2 separate regions of the Homo sapiens genome follow, and region 2 is linked to region 1. A link is a contact called in ENCODE Hi-C or POLR2A ChIA-PET data. All regions are on one chromosome and are shown on one strand. Each heading gives the region's core, a stretch centred on a gene start or an enhancer-like site at or near the end of the contact. The rest is flanking DNA. Distances are from core to core; before and after follow the strand shown. Region 1 holds the start of CAND1.11 (a long non-coding RNA gene). Region 2 holds the start of ZBED5 (zinc finger BED-type containing 5).

Region 1 (4,184 bases), core at 1,091-3,590:
TCTGTCTCTCTCTCTCTCTCTCTCTCTGAGTCAGTTCAGAACATCCTCTAAAAAGGTGCCTTGAGCAGCAGTTGCCAAGACAAAAGATCCCACCTCAAGGGTGGAAACTCTATTTGCAGTTTTGTAGACACAGGTGTTCTTCCAGGCGACTTAAGACCTACAGTGTGGGGCTGTATTTGGCCAGGAATAGCTCAGAAGGCCTTCCCCCCCGAAACCAGCTCTTGAAGCTTCAGTGTATATTTTAACTATATTTGGCAATTCAAACCAAAGAGGTCAGTGGCTTAGCTCAGGAGAGGAAAAAGGTTGATTTATAATCCCTTCTTCAAACCAAGACCAAGAATTTAAAACTCAGTTCATTTATTTATTTTGCACTCATTGAGCTTACTGCTTGAAGCAGCTCTCCTTCCCTATTCTACCAGCCCTCATGTAAATCTTTCAGAACCACAGGTGTGAATCACCTATACAAGCTATCCCTGTTTTAGAGGACATTTGGGGACATTTGGCTGGAGAATCTAAACGTTAAAATTATCCCACTTTACTCCATATGCCTTTAGAGGATCAAAATAGCCTGTAGCATTTGGGTACAAATCCAGGCTCCACCGCTTATTATTCACTGTGTAACCTTGGCTGAGTTACTTTATGTCTCTGAGGTTGTTTCCTTATCAATAAACAGATAACACCTACTTCACAAGGCTGTTGTAAGAATTAAATGAGATAAGGTGTATAAAGTGGCAAAGAGAATATCTGACACCAAGCAAGTGCTAAAAAAGGAATCTGTTTCCATTCCTCCCCATCACTCCCCTTCACCCTTGGCTGTTCAGCCAAGGTGTTGGCTTTTCAAGAAATTGCCTGATACCCCGTGTTTGATTACAAATGTATGGTATCATTCCCACAGCAAGCAACAGTAGCTAAAGATAAAAGCTGTGACTACTCCTCAGCTGTGGACAGGTCGAATCAGCTCACAAATGACTCATCACTGTTGATAAACAATGTGTTCTTGGCATCAATAGTCCCTATCCTGATAAGCTTCAGCACCTCAAAGAGAAGAGCCCGGGGTTTGATGGTGACCTTTGGTTAATCCTGAACTCATACCAAACTGGTCTTAGGAGGGTCTCTGTCTCCTCGCACATGTCTCCAGTCACAGGATTCTCAGCGGGAAGGACTCCAGCTGAGCAGCTGCCTCTTTTGTCTTAGGGCTGAACCATCTCCTTCACTTGCCTTGGATTCCCTCAAGTCATAAGACTTCCTCAGCACAAGGCTAGACGCCTGTTCCCTGCTCACAACCGCCCGAAGCTTGTGCCCAACCTGCCTTTGGCAGCTTTGTTTGCTGGCTGACGCTGTGCCAAGGTGAGGTTTGGCTGGAGTGCTTTGTGGCTACAGGACAACCTTGGCTCAAGGAAAGGAGTAATCTTGCGCCACTGTCTGCGAGGCTTAAGTGTTTGCTGCTCTCTGCAGTTTCTGTAGCCCCTTCAGACCACCCAGAACCCACTCACTGGCACAGAAATTCCATGACAGGAATCTTGAGTCACTCTTTCATTCATACATGCCTGGTACCTTCTCAGTGCCTGGCACAGAGTTCCCACAAAGTGAATCTTTTTCTGAAAGGCCCTTGAGGACAAGAATGGTCTGTAGCTGCATTTCTAACCTCCTCAATTCTGGCACACCTCACACAATTATTAAGATCAAACAGGACAATAAACTATATGAGATTGGCATTGTCAACAGCCAGGTGCCCAAACTGAGGTTTTGTATGGTCTTAAGGAAATTCTATGTACTCGAGTTTACTTTCTTCTAAATTGAAACTGCTTTGGAATGAGGTATCTCTGGACCCCAGAGTAGGGCCCCTCTCTCTCAGTGGGTATGCAGTCCTCTTCTGCAAGAAACTAAACATCCTAGCCCCTCGGAGGGGACCCTGTAATGTGCAAAAGCCCCAGAAGGCCGTAGGCTACCCTGGAAACATTTCCATTCTCCAAACTCACCTTCAGGTTTTCTTCACCAGGGAGGTTTCTGAGATCACCTACAAGCACTGACATTAAGGCCAGGGAAGCTTTTTGGAAGGGACAAGTAGCTGGTCTCCATCTTGGGTCTTCAGGATATTGGATGAGACAAACAGGGCACCCTGAAATCAAAATCAGGGGTCCCTCTCTTTACTCTTCCCTTATGTCCTAACTGTTCCTATGTCCCCTGCCTTTCTAGTCACTCAAGGGGGGCTTAGTGTCCGTCTATCGCCGGAACTGGGGTCAACCTTCTCAGAAGATAAGGCATATAAAGAAAGCAAGGAGGAAGGAAGGAGAGAGAGAGAGGAAGGCTGGAGAAAAGTGAAGAAAAAAATGAAAAAAGGCTTGGGAAGGAGGAAGGAAGAGGTGAGCGGCTAGGGGAGGCGGAACAATGAAGGTCTCAGGCCGTCGGAGGCTCACGGTTCCGCCGGCACGTCCGTCCTGCCCGCCTCCAGCCGGCAGCTGCACGCAGCGCAGCGTGTGGGCGCTGAGTCACTGTCCCAGAACAGGGAGCCGCGGTGCAGGTCTGGGGGGTGTAGGAGGACGGCCCTGGTTGGCATCTGCAAACTGTTTCTTTCTCTCTTTTTTTTTTTCTTTCTTTCCTCTTTCATTAAGGCTGTGTGCTGACTCCCACGTAGGAGAACTTATTAAACCGCACGTACTGCTTGGCGGCGCTGGGCCTGTCTCAGCTGCCTGCAGGGGGCGCTACAGCCTCGCCCATGAGCCAGCGGCCCGCGGGCGCTCAGGCCCGGGCAGACCCGGGGTTACTAGGGGTTACTGGGTTTTCCGGAGGTGTCCCCACGCATTGCTAGGGCGGCTTGGAACTTTAACAACCGCGGCAGGCAGGGGGAACGCCTCTCTTAGAAGGCCTCAGAGACCACCCCAACTCTTCGAAGCTCGCTTTCGCGCCGGGTTCTGTGAGCAACCCTATAAATCTAGGACTCCGTTGCGCAACCCGAGAGTCCAGGCTCGCCAACCCACTAGGGCTCCCCCTACCCACCCCCCGCCGGCCGCCACGCCAGGCGGTGACCTCGGGCGTCTCCGCGAAGCCCTGATTCGCACCCAGGACACGTGTTCTGCGCGCCCCACACAGAGAACAGAGCTCGTGACAGCTCAGCCCGCTCAGAGTAGGGCCAGCACCTGCACGCGCCGCTGTCCCACCTTCCCAAGCCCGGCGGCGGGACCCCAAGGCTCCTGGGCGGGCCGGGACCAGGGCACCCTCCCTTCCTAGACGTGAGAGCCGAGCCGAGAGAATGAATCAGCATTGAGACAGTTTATTGGTTTGCTGTTCGCATATCACCCATTTTATGTAAATAGATTATACAGAGACTCGGTGTTTCCTTCTTCCACACAGGAGGTAATCAGTCTTTCTCTTTCATGCACACAAACACACTCACATTCCACGCGGCGAACAACTTTACACCTCGCTGAGACATTCACGTCTTAAAATAGGGGAGGACAATATAATTGCTTTTAAAATGCCCTTAATACAATATATAACGTACAAAAATATCTCTATATTTGAAGTTACAAAAAAAATCTTGACAGCAACAAACTTAAATATTGATAGTTACCTCTGTATGTACAACACGCATTGCACTTTTCCTCTTTAGGTTTTGGAAAGTTCAAGTAATAGTGAGGCTTGCGCCCTGGTGGGGTGACACGCCGTGAGAAATCAGTTTGTGGGCGAGCACGGCTGTGGCTCAGACCCCTGCTCCGGGGGTCTCAGCATTCATTTCTCAGTTTCTCCTCTCCTTAAGCCTGGCAAACACTCGGATTCTTCTGCACCCCGCCCCCTGGGGCACTTGCACCTGAGCAAGGCTAAGGAAGCGAAGCCCCCAGAAGGAGGGGCCCTTGCAAAGCCAGAGCTCGCCGCCGGACGGTGCCTCCCGGACTCAGGGTCTCCGCAGGGCTGTCAGAGCCCGGTCCCCACACCGCTCGGGAAGTCCTTCGTCCCGGGAGGCACCAGCGGGATGCTTGCGCGACTATTCCTTGTACCATGGGCGCCTAAATCCTAAAGAAAGTGGGGAGCACTTCCACTCGGGGGGGCTGGAGCCCCGTGTGCTTGTGGCTTAGAAGACACCAGAGTCCGACCCGGGCCGGCCTCGGGCAGGGAGCGCCGGCGCCGGCGGCCGTAGCCCTGGGGGCTGATCTTGCTCCTGGGGGCGACGTTGTCCTTGTCCTTAT
Region 2 (4,030 bases), core at 1,325-3,824, 550 kb before region 1:
ACTCAAAAAAACAAAAACAAAAACAAAAAAAGCGTATACAATAGCTCCCCGGCCTACATTATGTATTCAATAAATGCTAGCTATGTATTACTGGTCTGAGTTCTACATTGTCTGTATTTTTTCTTATCTGTCCCATCAACATTCTGTAATAATTTGACAAAACGATTACAAAAAAAGTTAAGTTTCATGAACTTTAATTATGAGACACTTCAGATTTGGGGCCCTATATTAATCCATTCTCACACTGCTATAAAGAAATACCGAGACTGGGTAATTTATAAAGGAAAGAGGTTTAATTGACTCAGCTGCACATGCCTGGGCGGCCTCACAAAATTTTCCAATCATGGAGGAAGGGGAAGCAGGCACGTCTTACAGGGCAGGTCTTACATGACGGCAGGTGAGAGAGAGCATGTGAGACCACAGGAAAAACTACCATTTATAAAACCATCAGATCGTGTGAGAATTCACTTAACTATCAGAACAGCATGGGAGAAAACGTCCTCATAATCCAATCACTTTAATCCTTCCATACGTGGGGATTAAAATTCGATATAAGATTTGGGTAGGGACACAGAGTCAAATCATATCAGGACCTAATTCCTAAACTTTAGATGTACTTATTTAAACACTATTCTGCCTAACAGTTTAATATTTTGGGTTTTCCCTCTTCATGAAGATGTAAACAAGATGTGTAAAGATTGGTTTGGGAGCCCATGGCAAGGACAGGAAAATCAAACACATGTTCTCACTCATAGGTGGGAATAGAACAATGAGAACACCTGGACACAGGGTGGGGAACATCACACACCAGGGCCTGTCGTGGGGTGGGGGGAGGGGGGAGGGATAGCCCTAGGAGATATACCTAATGTAAATGACGAGTTAACGAGTGCAGCACACCAACATGGCACATGTATACATATGTAACAAACCTGCAAGTTGTGCACCCTAGAACTTAAAGTATAATAATAAAAAAAATAAAAAATAAAAAAAGATTGGTTTGGGAGCACATATGTAAAAGGTTTTTCTAAAATATGAAACACGAAAATATATTATTCCAATATTATTCTGAAGCCAGACAACTCCCGCAATGACAAAATCCCTTGCTCTTCAAGCGCGACTGTACCCCCTTCCCAAAAACGATTTATGCATTTATGGTTAAAGTTCAAATGAAGCTGATTTAATAGAAATAATTTAAAAATAATAATGAGAATATATGGACAGCTTACTATAGGGTGAGATGATGTTGTAATTGACTTTAAAACATTTGGAACTAAATGTCAGTCCTAGGAAATTATGCACTCCTGTAAATTGTGCTATTAAGGGTTAGGTTTCTTTCAACACTTTAGATATTTGATCAGAAGCATATTTAAGAAAAACGAAAGCTGCCCTTGCTTTTGACCCCAAGTTGAGAATTTTCTATCATTGGTGCAGTGCCTGAAAATACGATCCAATCTTCATTTAGTCATTTGTACGGAGTCTGGAAAGGCTAAAACATTGCAAATAATAGGACCTACTCGTACTTTCCCCGCTTAAGAAGCGTATCTATTTCAAGGTGCCTATTTGGAAAAACAGACTCCAGGTCTCCACCACAGAACTTAACACAAAATGAAAGCACACAACCCGCAGCCTTTGGCTGTGGTGTTTTTGAAAACAAGGAAGGGCACAGAACCATGGCTTAAAATACCCGAAAGCTGCAGCCCACAAAAAGAGTATTTCAGGGCGGGTTGGCCGTTCCCTGCAGGCAAACGTTCGGTGCAGGCGGCCGGGCGTTCCTGCGGGGAGGGCGCCACTGTGATGCAAAGACATCAAGCGGACTTTCAGCTTGCCCGTGGACGCTGCGGTGCCGCTTTCCCTATCCAGTCCTGTTCCCGCGGCTCCCCAGCCTACCCCGGGCCGACCAAGAGGTCCGGCGGGGTCTGCGCCGCATCAGCGCCCGCTCGTCAGGCCTAGCCCTCCGCACAGCCAAGGCCGACCAGACCTCTAGACACTCCGTCGTCGGGTGTGGGGCGGAGAAGTAAAGGGCGAGTTTTCTTCCTAGATTCCAGTGGGAACCAAGAAAAGGAGTTGGCAGCTGTGTAAACTGGACCTGGGGTGCGGCCTCCGGGAACAAAAGAGGTGATAAATGCACAGCAGCCGAGGTTCTGCGTGCTCCTTTGGGGCCACTACGAATCCCCGTGAATCACCCCAGCCCGGGCAGAGGGCCAGAAATGATGAAAATGCAGATTCATGGCTTCCACTCCAGCCCTACAAGATCACCAACCGTATCTGGCAGTACCCAGGAATCTGCATTCTCGACAAGCGTCCGCGCCGACGGGGCTAGTGAAGTTTGAGAACAATTGCTTCCTACCCAGCCGCTCCGCTATCACCTAGGTAGCACGGCCGCTGCGGCTGAGGCTGTGACTGCGGCTGCGGCTGGGCCGCGCCTCAACCGAGCTTGGTCCTTTCCTTTGGTCCCGCCCCGCTGCTCAGCGCGGATTGGTGGCGGGACGCAAATCTGGCGCTGATTGGGCGGCGGCAGAGTCGCTCGTGAAGATTGTAGGGTTCGGGTGCTCTAGAGTGCTAAATTTATCTTCAGACCGGCGACCGCGCCAGCCGCGAATCGGATCTCTATGGAGATGGCCTAGGCGATATCCCTGAGCTGAGAGCATCACCCTGTCCCCGAATCCTTCTTTCCTCTCTGTTTTGTTTTTCATTCCCCTCCCTCTCTCCCCTCCCCCTCCAGTCCACGACGACTGGCTGTTGACCCTGTTCAGGCCTCGGTGAAGGTGAGAAGCAGAGCCGCCGCCGCGGCTAAGCGGTGCGCTCTGAAATGGCCGCTTCCTGGAACTGCCTAAGATGGCGGTCGCGGGCTCTGCTGTGGACCGCGGCGCTGCTGTGCAGCCCAGCCGCGGCAAAATCCGTTCTCTCCATCGCTGATGGAGATGAAATAGAGAGATGGTGTTGGGTGCTGAGACGTTTTCATGTGGTCGTTAGCGCAGGCGGCCGCCCGGGGACGCGAGAGAAGACCTGAGGCGAGGGTGGGCTGCGACTGGTAGGGAGCCCCCCAGTCGTGGCAATCTGTGGGCAGCGCGCACCTGTGACAGGGAGGAGCTGAGGGATAGTTGGCCCTGGCTGCACATCCAGGTGACCGTTTAAAAAAGCATTTAGGTGTTGGAAGGAGCATCTGTTCCCACCTTTTTGGCTGGCCTGCACTCAGATCCTGTCCTCCTGACCCTGAGGGTATTGTTCCCAGCCGGAACCGCCCGAAGATAGGGGAGAAAGGATTGTGATACTTGTCAGTTTAACCGGAAGGAGACTAAAGACGGAAGTTTTCCCCGCTCTTCAGGGAGTGGAAAGGAAACTTTACTCTCAAAGGAGTCCAGATTCTTTGTCCTCGAGAAATTCGGGGAAACACCTTCGAAGAGGTGGGGTTGAGGACCTTCTTTCTGAAAACAAAAGCTTCCTACTCTTCTGTGTCCTCTGGCAACGAGAGGGATCCTGATCTTTTACGTGAACCAGCAGCTCCACAGAGTTCTCCGTTGCAAAATCCAAAAGGAGACTGTGGAAGGAGAATCTGCTTTTTTGCTCCCAATAAGAAGCAGGGCTTTATGCTGTTGCTAGTATGAGACCCTCGACTTTCTGGCAGTTATAATCCATTGTTCATCCGTTTCGCTGCATAACCCAACTCCTAGTAACGAGATTTTTTAGTAGTTGGGGAATTAAAAGTATTCAGGAACACCCAAGTAATGGCTAGACACATGGGCTATGCAGTCAAACTTTTTGGGCTCTGAACTTGGTTTTTCACTTACAAGAGGTGTTAGCGAGATGTGTTAACCTGTGTCTGTTTATCTCTAAAGTGGGGTTATTAATAATCCTTGTGTCTTCATAGATGAGATAATCTATATGAGGGATTTAGCAGTAATTGGCATACAGTAAACAATCATCAGTCATTAGACATTGTTTACCTGAGGAGATTGGTCACTGGGGGGCTAAAAATGATTGTAGTGAAAGAACTGCTTCATGTAATAGTTCTATGTATAATTCCATTTTA

What was found. A loop is a pair of places that touch in the nucleus more often than their neighbours do. ChIA-PET counts read pairs that join two places held with the same protein, here RNA polymerase II (POLR2A). Pooled maps may share reads with other maps.
Region 2: a loop to region 1 is called in a map of OCI-LY7, with 3 times the contacts of the local background. The contact joins the promoter of ZBED5 here to the promoter of CAND1.11 in region 1. A Hi-C loop is called at or near these places in 4 of 168 maps with a recorded cell type or tissue (CD8-positive, alpha-beta T cell, OCI-LY7 and naive thymus-derived CD4-positive, alpha-beta T cell), 2 of 37 single-sample maps with no recorded cell type and 11 of 50 pooled maps. POLR2A ChIA-PET finds 5 or more read pairs at or near these places in 3 of 52 experiments (Caco-2, OCI-LY7 and Panc1).

The regions. Positions count from the first base shown.
Region 1 is chr11:10,306,469-10,310,652 of GRCh38, reverse strand. It overlaps CAND1.11 (a long non-coding RNA gene), which reads right to left and starts at 2,340. Exons shown (of 4, transcript NR_103765.1): 1 at 1,980-2,340. It overlaps ADM (adrenomedullin), which reads right to left. Exons shown (of 4, transcript NM_001124.3): 4 at 3,256-4,184. The coding sequence ends at 4,012. RefSeq lists an enhancer at 2,470-2,739 and silencers at 3,240-3,339, 3,677-3,971.
Region 2 is chr11:10,856,597-10,860,626 of GRCh38, reverse strand. ZBED5 (zinc finger BED-type containing 5) reads left to right here and starts at 2,574. Exons shown (of 3, transcript NM_001143667.2): 1 at 2,574-2,765. ZBED5-AS1 (ZBED5 antisense RNA 1) reads right to left here and starts at 2,410. Exons shown (of 3, transcript NR_034137.1): 1 at 2,261-2,410. RefSeq lists enhancers at 1,102-1,737, 2,139-2,228, 1,738-2,375, 2,529-2,908.